Regions from separate parts of the Homo sapiens genome. Here region 1 is linked to region 2. A link is a loop called in an ENCODE intact Hi-C map of the cell type or tissue named here. Cell type or tissue: ovary. All regions are shown on one strand. Links, peaks and the distances in the headings refer to the core of each region. The heading gives the core; the rest is flanking DNA. Region 1 has its middle 290 kb from the start of LINC02290. Region 2 has its middle 59 kb from the start of LINC02324.

Region 1 (5,378 bases), core at 159-5,158, 660 kb before region 2:
CTTCAGTGGGATCCTGAAGATATCGTCTGAGTGCTTGAATCAGGGAAACCTAAATTGAAGGCTTTCCTGAACATTTCTGTTCCTCAAGCCAATCCTTTATTTTTTATGCTTAAACTAATTGAAGACGGAATTTTGTCACTTGCAACTGCTGCCTCACTAATGTGTCTTCTGACCTAAATCTTGGAGTCATTTCTGTATTATTTAAGGTTCTTTCACTTGCAAGTAACAGCAACTCTATTCAAGTTAACTTATGCCAAAAAGGGGAGAGAATCCTAAGCTGCAAAGAAAGAATATGGGTGCAACTGGCCCTGGGGACGGTGGCACTGGGGCATTCTTTCTTAGGCAGCCACTCCTGCCTCTTCCCTTGGTCTGCACATCCTTAAAAGACTGCTTCCTTCGCTACCAGAGATCTGGACTTGCGCCCTTATAGACTCATGAAGAAAGCACAGTTTCGGGGAAGGACTCTGCCTTGCTTTGTGTCTGTCCCTGGACTCACCCCTGTGGCTGGGGAAGAGCAGCTGTGACTGGTCTCTTCTGGGTCACACATGCACCCAACAGGGAGGAAGGAGAGGTCTGTCGCCAGAAGAAGGTAAAGGAAAAAGTATAGGCAGTGGAAACAATACTCACCCCCAACTTCCTACCTCAGAGGTCCAGTGAAACTCCTCCCGAAAGCATCCCTGAAAAGCCCCATTCAGATTGCGGGCATCTGGTCATTTCATTCACCCGGCAATAAATCACCCTCGCAATTTGTGTCATTGAACTTTTTGGAGAATACTTTTGGAGTGTTAAAATAGGATTGACTTTCTATTGAAAGCTGTAAACATTTTTATTTGTAGCTTAATTTTTATCCTCGTGTTGTTTGACAGTTTCTCCTCAAGAGGGGAAGAAGCAGTAGGAGTCTGTTGGCAAAGCACTCCATATTGCTGAGCAGCAAGTAAACCAGCAAGCATGGCGCTTCCAGCTGCACACCGTCTCCTCTGAGACCCAGCTACAGCCATCCAACTGAATGACTTCTTGCCTTTTGGCCTTCAGAGTGCATGTGTGCCCGTGCGTGTGCACGGGTGTGCTTGGCATCATGTGTGCATCTCTAGACAATGAGGAGTGTGGAGGGACAGGTGAAGGATCAAGGCAGGAGGTACAGCCAACTCAAGAAATGAGGCAGGAGAACAATGCACAGTTCCCCTTCTCACTGTGCACGTTGACCTATTTGTCACAGGCTGAAAAGAGCTGGGAACATGGTGGAAGGCTCTTACTTGTAAATGTCGTTCAGACTTTTGAATGGATCTTTTAAGATCAGGAAATGGGATCCATAGTTTACAGGCTTTGTTAGCAGCCAATTTGTTCTACTTGATCCAGAGCATTTAGGCAACGCTACCAAAGAATCTCCTACCAATGAGTTGTGAGTGTTCTTGTCAATATTTTACACATTAACAAGGATCCTAGTTAGAATATGAAGTTAGACATGTTTCTTTCAAGGGAACACGTTACAATGACTGAGGGATAAATATAGATATATAGATATGTCTATATATTAAAGAAGGCAACATAGGACTAATTAAATATTATTTATAATCACTATATGATTTAATACATTAATCTATTAATAGTACCAAAATAAAATTTTAATCCTTCAAGTAATTTGCAATAATATTTAGTAATTGACAGCATTCCATGTAAAGCAGTAATTTTTTTAATGAATCATGTGTTAGTTAATTTAATAGGCCTTCTACCTTAAAAATAATTATGTTTGTAATTAAAACATTTCAATTAATTATAAGGGCTTCTTATGTGATTTAAGTCTATTAAAGACAATTTAATTACCAAACTTTGAATGTGTTATCATTCCAATCACAAAACGATTTTAAATACTTTTCTTAATATCCAGGTCTTTATATTAGTCATTTATTCCTGTTGATATAAAAAGCATCCTAATTTGGTCGTGATGACAGCTACTGATATCAAGAAATAGGGGGGTAATTTGAACAAATAATGGTGAACATGGTGGATAGTAGTCTGCATGCAGCCTTTCTGCGGGGCACACATGCAATAACTAAAGGTGGACACTAGAGGGAGGCAGACAGAGAGGGTGAGAAGGAAGAAAAAGTAGAGCTATACACGAGCTGGACTTGAATGAAGACTGTGTTTTGGTTTGACCCCTTTGATGCTCATTTTCTGGAGGCCATACCCAGAAACCTAATTAGAAATACGGTTCATGATTCACACACCATGAACTTACTTTATCCGGGAAGAGACCTGAGCAAGTCATGCTCACCTCTGAAGAAAGCAAGCTCATTGTAATTCTCCTTCTCCACACTGAATACCTGTGTAATACATTTCAGTTTTCAAAGTGATTTCATATACATTATCTTATTTTGGAGTCAATATGGTGTAGCAGAAAGAAAATTAGACTTGAGTCAGGGAATCTGAATTGTAGCCTGGTCTCTTTCACTACATGCCTGTGACCTTGGATGAGGTACTTAACCTGTCTGGCAGAAGCTTCCTCATAGGTAACATGCTGGTGTTAGAACAGATGATCTCTAAGGTCCCTTCAATTCCAAAACTCTGTGATTTTATGATGCAGCCCATATAAGAGAGACTGTGTGTGCATGTATGTGCACTTGGAATGTGTGTGCCTTGCCTTAAATGAGAATTATTTCAAATAAAACACTATTCTGGCTTCAGTGAAAGCATTTTCTCCTTCTGCCTTGGAGGGATAATGCAAACACAAGGGAAGTCCCAAGTAGTGAAACAGCCCCTCCGGGACCCAGCAAGTACCAAGATTGGGTTACAAAACTTAATGTGTATATGAAATGTTTCCATCAACTTATAAAATAAAAGTACAATAAAAGCAGTGGCTTTTTATTATTATTTAGATTTAAATCATCCCCTGCAGTGTTGAAAACCCAAGGGCAACCTTCCGAATTTAGCAGGATCTCAGAATGAAATGGAAATAGAATGTAGCAAGGGAAATAGATGCATTAGACATCATCGTCCTACCTAAGAGGAAATTCTTGTTCTTTGTTCCTTGTGTTTCTTTAAGCCCAGCAAACGGCACAAATGTTGAAAGCTTATTAGAATTTTAAAGACTTCTCAGCATACTGATAAATTCTAACTTTTAGAATCTCTGAATTATTTTTTGTCTGAACACTGGCTCTTCTATGTCATTTTCATTAAATGAACACACAGCAATTTTCATCCCCAGCCTTGAAGAAATTCTTTAACTTTCTTGCCTGGTTGTATTTAAGTGTCCTCAAATGTACTCCCTATTTCTCATCCATTTCGTTACCTCTCTGTTTCCAAGCTTCTGGCTCAGAGGGGAAAAAAAAAGCAGAGCCACACTCTAGGAGAACTAGGAATGTGCACCCGGAGTCCCACTCAGAGACAGGAGGGATTCAGTTTCACGGACTCTCAGGTCAGGGCTTGGGTAAGGGACCCAGGAGGCCCAGAAAGCCCGTACTAACAAATAACATTCCAGGGTTCCCAGAGTGGCGGTATGACCTGGCTAAGGTGAGCTCCAAAGGGCAGTTCACCAGATCAGCACAACCTCATCTGGAAAGCAGAGAAAACAGGCGAGGCTGTGAGGAGGGTACTTAGAATCTCAGATGCCATGGCTGCCCAAAGATTAAATGGAAAGCAACCATACTGAAAGAAGGGCTAGCAAGTAGAAACATGAGATGCATCAGAAAGCGCTTCGGTGAGATCCCTAGAGCTCCTTTCCCCCCAAGGAATTCCAACTTAAGGGGAATATTTCATTCAACAATATGTATTAAGCTCCTATTGGCACTGTTTTAAATACTAGAGCTACACCACTAGACAAGTCAGACAAAAACCTCTGCTCTTATGGAGCTTATGTCCCTGTGAGGAAAAAGAGCCTAAATGTATGAAATAAATACATGATTGGGTATGTTAGATACTGGTGGAAACTGCTGTGGAAAATATATAGTAAGGTAAAGAGGATAAGAAGGATTAGGGATCAGGGAAAATCTGTTTGCCCTCTAGGGTGGTCAGGGTGGGCCTGGCTAAAAATATGATGTTTCAGCAAAGATTTTTAAAGCGTGAGGGAGAGAGCCATGCAGATATGTAGGGAAGACGCATTCTAGCCAGAGGAGCAGCCAGCACATGGGCCCTGAGGGGGCCACAGTATGTGGGAAGACAGGAACGTAGCTGGAACAGAGGGAATGACAGGAGTCATACAAGAAGGCGAGGTCAGAGAAGTCATCATAGCCAAAATAGGCAGAGCATGTAATGCCATTGTGAGGACTTTGGGTTTTACTTTGAGTGAAATGGGGAACCATTGGAGGGTTTTGAGCAGAGGGTTTGAGCGCCATGACCTGATTTATACTTTAATCGGACCACTCCAGCACCTGTGTTGAGATTAGCCTGCAAGGGGCAAAGGGGGAAATAGAGAACACAGTTAGGAGGCCATCGCCATATTTACGTAGCGGCTGATGACAATGTGGACCAGGAATGGAGCAGTGGAGGTGATGAGAAGTGCTGGGAGCCCAAGTGAGATGTTGAAGGAAGCATCAGCAGGGCGTGCCGACGTGTCAGATACGGGTGTGAGAAAGAGGAATCAAGGATGACTGACCACCAGGTCACACAGTGGCCATCAGCTGAAATGGAGACAGCCGCAAGTCATGTGGGGGTTCTGGGAAAAGATCAGAGGTTTCCATTGGATGTGTCAAGTTTGAGAAATCCAGTGGACATCTAGTGAGGTTGCTGAGTAGATCCAGCCTGAAGATGGAACTTGGGAGTCCTCAGCAAATAGAAGGTAATCAAAACTGTGAGACCAGAAAAGATCACCAAGGTCTCCAGGGCAGTGGGTAGAGATGGACAAAAGAAGTAAGGACAGAGCTCTGCAGCACTGAGTGTTCAAATGTCTGGATTGCATGGGGACTGGATTTTGGTTAGGTCGGATTTAAGAAATTACTTAGGGACTCAAACTTGAAGAAGGTGCCTGGTGTGGTGAGAGGGAGGGCAGGTGTACCCGCAGCTGACTTTTCCCGGGGATCACTTCCCCCACCATCCTCCATTGCCGTGGCCCTTGTAAGTCTACATCCAGTAGACACTTTGACCCCAGGGGCATCCGAGTGTCTTCTATGTGCTTAGGCATCTCAAGCAAGCATCCAATCCTAAAAAGCCTGGATTGCTAAGTCTCTTTGTTTTCACTGGGCCTCCTATTGTTTCCAGTCAAAAGCATATAACTACTTCATGAATTTATGCAAAAGTAAATGCAGTATCCCCTGCCTAGGGCCTAGCCATGCCTGTTTATCTGCGCTGCTTCTGAGCTGCTGTTCATTGGGGCCAGTGCATCTGCCGCCTTGAGCTATAAACCTCCCTTGCTCCTGGCTCCTCCAATCCACGTTCCCTCCTTTATG
Region 2 (5,378 bases), core at 88-5,087:
TCAAATGCTCCTGAGACAAGGAATTGATCCTTTAGCGAAAGAGCGAAGAATGCTACTTAACTCAGCCAAAGAAAAATAATGATCAATTGAGCAAAATGTACTGGCTTTAGACAAGGATCTCCAAACTGAAATGGAATTACTCTTGTTGCCCCTGGGAACACAAACCATGTGCCACAACTACGCTGCCCTGCCCTGCCTCATCCTACCTTAAGGCTTTTTCAGGGGTTACTAACTAGTAGCCACAGAGCAATGTGTCCTACAAACATGTTTTATCTGGTCCCTGTGGTCTTTTTTTACACAATATAAATTAGTTAAGATTTATCAAGTGAGATATTTCACATAAAAAATCTGGACTTCATGCTTCTTTTGGAAAATCAGAAAATCTGACAATATCAGCCCTACATGTGAACTTCCTGCCTCAAACAGAACCAGAATCTCTACTACTCCTCTCCTATTAAACTCCTATTAAACATGCTGGCTTTAACATGCTCAGGACCATAAACCTACTTGATTTTGAGCACTCAGATTCAGATCATGAGCCCTGGGTAGCACTTGGCTGAAGTTAACTGTCAGCTCTTTAAGAAAAATGAGTTAGTAACAATTTTTTTTTTTTTTTTGAGATGGAGTCTTGCTCTGCCACCTAGGCTGGAATGCAATGGTGCGATCTCAGCTCACTGCAACCTCCACCTCCCGGCTTCAAGTGATTCTCCTGCCTCAGCCTCCCAAGTAGCTGAGATTACAGGCACCTGCCATCATGCCCAGCTAATTTTTGTATTTTTGTAGAGATGGGGTTTCACCATGTTGGCCAGGCTGGCCTTGAACTCCTGACCTCAGGTGATCCACCCACCTCGGCCTCCCAAAGTGCTGGGATTACAGGCATGAGCCGCCGCCACTGCACCTGGCCACTAAATAAATTAATAGCATAAACAGGATTTCAAGAAGGAATTTCTTTTTTTTTTTTTTTGAGACAGAGTCTCGCTCTGTCGCCCAGGCTGGAGTACAGTGGTGCAATCTCAGCTCACTGCAAGCTCCGCCTCCTGGGTTCACGCCTGAGGCTCCTGCCTCAGCCTCCCGAGTAGCTGGGACTACAGGCATCTGCCACCACGCCCAGCTAATTTTTCTGTATTTTTAGTAGAGACCCGGTTTCACCATGTTAGCCAGGCTGGTCTCGATCTCCTGACCTCATGATCCGCCCGCCTCGGCCTCCCAAAGTGCTGGGATTACAGGCATGAGCCACCGCACCTGGCTGGAATTTCTTAAAAACTAGTCTTCAAGCACTTAAGTAAGAATGACAGCCATGATTAGCACGGCTGGAAGGTTTGTCAGCACTGACAGCTGGGGACAGGTGTCCCTCGTCAGAGGCAGAGACCCTGGGTTGGAGGAGGTGGGACTTCTGTCCTGGCTTTGTCCTTACTAGTTACACAACCTTGAGCATTGCCTTCACCCTCAGGTCAGGTGCCTGGTGTTGTAAGAGCTAACAGTGCCTAAGTGTTTTACTACCTGAAAAGCAGTCTATTAAGTGTTTTGTATGCATCCTCTCTTTTCATTCCACACCATGTCCTGACGCCATGTACCAGTATTATCCCTAAAGCACAGGAAGGTTTTGTGACCTGTCCAAAGTCAGAGAGTCAGTTGGAGCTCAGATGCTTTGGGCTCCCTGCAACCTTCACACTGAGGCTTCCCCGTCCCTGGGTACAACAGATGTACTACAGCCAGGCCAGTCCTGTCCAGTGGCGACTCCTCTGTGACTGCAGACTCCACACATGCACCTAGAAGACTGTGATGCTTACACCTGCATAGGGTGGTCCGAGGCACTGAAGAAGACTGTGTAGGCCAAGTGCTTTTTGTAATATGTAAAGTGCTACAGGATGATGTTTACTATTATCATTTGAATGCTGCAATTTTCTTTTTCAAAACTGATGCTTTATCTAAAAGTCATCAATTCAGTTTGGCCCCTTCCTACTTCATTCACCTTAATTAATTCATATTTTTCTCTCTTAAAGAGAGAGTAAAGAGCTGGAACTGGCACATCAGTAGTCCTGTATCGCCCTCTGCTGACAACAGTCAGGAAAACTATAAAATTTTAACAGGTGATATTGATTCTCTAAGCCTCCTTGAACAATTTCTGGAGCACCTACTTTGTCCTGGGCATTGTACTAGCTGCTATACGGTCTAGAGAGACTAGGAATGGAGTATACAGGAGATATTATCCTAGATAAGCCTGTCCTGTGTGATTTAGATATAGGAGAAGGAAAGTAGAGAAACCTACAGACAAGGGTGACCTGTATTTCATCTCATAATATATTCCAAAGTAAAAATATTTATTCAGTACTTCCTAGATGATTACCATCAGGACATCACGGAGAGAAGGCCAAAGCCAGACAGAGTTGTCATTATCCCCCTCAAAAGGCCACAAGGAACCCCCAAACAGTGAGGTAAATGGTACTCTTTGCCCAGGCATATGCAGGTAAGTGACTAGCAACCAGCTTTCTGGCCTGGAGAAGCCCTGATTGGTAGTGTTTCCCAATTGTCATGGTGTAAATACTCCCATTATGACCAATTTCAAGCTATCAACATAATGATTCACAACATTTTTGAAAATTTAACAATCGGCCTCTCACAAGCTGTAGGAGCTGGCTCTAACACACCATTTCCTTTTTTTTTTTTTTTTTTTTTTTTAGATGGAGTTTTGCTCTTGCTGCTCAGGCTGGAGTGCAGTGGCGCGGTCTTGGCTTGCTGAAACCTCCACCTCCCGGGTTCAAGCAATTCTCCTGCCTCAGCCTCCCAAGTAGCTGAGATTACAGGTGCCCACCACCACACCCAGCTAATTTTTGTATTTTTAATAGAGATGGGGTTTCACTATATTGCCAGGCTGGTCTCGAACTCCTGACCTCAGGTGATCCACCCGCCTTGGCCTCCCAAAGTGGTGGGATTACAGGCATGAGCCACCACACCTGGCCTCACACCACTTCTTTTAACTCTAGAAAAAATATACCTTCTCATCTTCCTTCCCAATCAACTGGATTCTGGAATTCTCCAAGTTGGTGCACATCTACGGGCAGGGACAGATCAGCTTCACCCCAGAAAGATCAACCCCAAACAGGAAATGGGGAATGCTGGCTGGGTCTTCCCCTACACATCGTCAGGTGGCTCTGGTCAAAGGTCTACTTCACCTTTCCTTCTCTCCCTTCTTCCAGTCCTTCTCCTATCGAACCAACTGAAGAAAGAGGGACTGTCTAGGACATCATGACACATCCCTGAAAGAGAATCTCGTTCTGACACCACCTCCTCGTCTTCATGTCCCAGTTCCCTTCCTTAATGGATTTGGTTCACAAGCCTGCCTCATCTAGAAGCCCCCCCTCACATGCAAGAAGGAGACACCTCCGGGCTCCTGGAGGAACTCCAAGATCTTCTGATATGAAGACGCTGGCCATCTTGGACCATGTGTCTCTCACTTTGTGTAACTCACAAGGAAGAAGGCCCTGCTTTAGCCCCAGAAAAGGAGGAGGAATGTGTAGGGCCATGCAGGGCCTAAGGGAGCAGTTCCCAATTGTCTCCAACTAGAGACAGGACTCAGGCTGAGCAAAACCCAGCTGCTAGGGGCCCAGGAGGTCCAATCTCCTGAGGGTGTGCTTCCTACTCAGCCCAGAAATCATTCCAAGGCCCTCCAGATAAAACTAGAGGCACAGCTGGGCATGGTGGCTCATGCCTGCGATCCCAGCACTTTCGGAGGCTGAGGTGAGAGGATCTCTTGAGGCCAGGAGTTCAACACCAACCTGGCCAACATGGTGAAACCCTATCTCCACTAAAAACACAAAAATAAGCTGGGCATAGTGGCGCACGCCTGTAGTCCCAGCTACTCAGGAGGCTGAGGCACAAAATTTGCTTGAACCTGGGAGACAGAGGTTACAGTGAAGTGAGATCGCACCACTGCACTTCAGCCTGGGCAACAGAGCAAGACTCTGTCTCAAAAAAACAAGACAAAAAAACTAGAGGCCCGATGACCCCACTATCTAAACAGCAGCTGCCAAACCTCTGCCCCCATGAGGTCAGCAGTTCCACTTGCTTATTCTCCCACAAACTAACCTCTGACTTCCTTCTGCAGCTCCCACTTATCCTAAGATTTCAGTGACTTTAACACAAGATGAAATCTACAGTGATGGGCAGGCTTGGGGGTGCATCCTTGTGATCCCAGTACTGTGGGAGGCTGAGGTGGGTGGATTGCTTGAGCCCAGGAGTTCAAGAACAGCCTGGGCAACATAGTGAGCCCCTGTCTCTCAAAAAAAAAAAAAAATTTTTTTTTTAATTAGCTGGACATGGTGGCATGCACCTGTAGTCCAGCTACTTGGGAGGCTGAGGTGGGAGGATCGCCTGAGCCCAGGAGGGAGGAGCTGTGTTCATGCCACTGCACTCCAGCCTGGGCAACAGAGTGAAACTGTGTCTGAAAAACAAACAAACAAACAAAAACAAAAAAACTATAGCAAGAAGACTAAGTTCCTTCTGCTTTTGGTTCAGCTAGTTGGAGTTGTATGTCCTTAAGAACATTTCTAAACCTCTGGGGTTTGTCTTCTGAAGTCTAAATGGAAATAATCATCAGAGAGCACAGTTGAGAGGACTAAATTAGAATGCTGAGAAAAGAGCTTTATAAATCATAGTGTTACATAAATGTTTGTTGTTTTTCTACCTAAGAGACATCTTTACAATGTTTCCCCCTCCTTATAAAAGGAATATGTGTTCTTTACAGAAATTTTGGAAAGTAAATTTCAGTATTAAAAAAAATTAAAATCCCCTGTAATCCCAGCACTTTGGGAGGCTGAGGCGGGCAGATCACAAGGTCAGAAGATCGAGACCATCCTGGCTAACACGGTGAAACCCTGTCTCTACTAAAAATACAAAAAATTAGCCGGGCATGGTGGCGGGCACCTGTAGTCTCAGCTACTCGGGAGGCTGAGGCAGGAGAATGGCGTGAACCCGGGAGGTGGAGCTTGCAGTGAGCCAAGATCGTGCCACTGCACTCCAGCCTGGGCGACAGAGCAAGAGTCCGTCTCAAAAAAAAAAAAAAATTAAAATCAGTCCAGGCACAGTGGCTCACACCTGTAATTCCAGCATTTTGGGAGGTTGAGGCAAGAGGATCTGTAGCCCAGGAGTTTGAGACCAGCCTGGACAACATAGCAAGACCCTGTCTCTACAAAAAATAAATAAGTAAGTATGCAGCCATAAAAAAGAATGAGATCATATCCTTTGCAGGGACATGGATGGAACTGAAAATTATTATCCTTAGAAAACTAACGCAGGAACAGAAAACCAAATGCTGCATGTTCTCACTTATAAGTGGGAGCTAAATGATGAGAACACATGGACACATAGAGGGGAACAGC

The links. A loop is a pair of places that touch in the nucleus more often than their neighbours do. Peaks named below come from ENCODE experiments on the same cell type or tissue, not always from the same donor. Only the 100,000 strongest peaks of a DNase experiment are listed, where the experiment ranks them.
Region 1: a loop joins it to region 2, with 5 times the contacts of the local background. A loop is called at or near these places in 101 of 110 quality-filtered maps.

The regions. Positions count from the first base shown.
Region 1 is chr14:65,821,577-65,826,954 of GRCh38, reverse strand. No RefSeq gene overlaps it. Among named protein-coding and RNA genes, the nearest start is that of LINC02290, 290 kb to the left of the region's middle. In ovary, for the core only: a CTCF peak has its summit at 2,036 (motif pointing right); no DNase peak of the experiment used is centred there.
Region 2 is chr14:65,160,977-65,166,354 of GRCh38, reverse strand. No RefSeq gene overlaps it. Among named protein-coding and RNA genes, the nearest start is that of LINC02324, 59 kb to the left of the region's middle. In ovary, for the core only: a CTCF peak has its summit at 2,061 (motif pointing left); no DNase peak of the experiment used is centred there.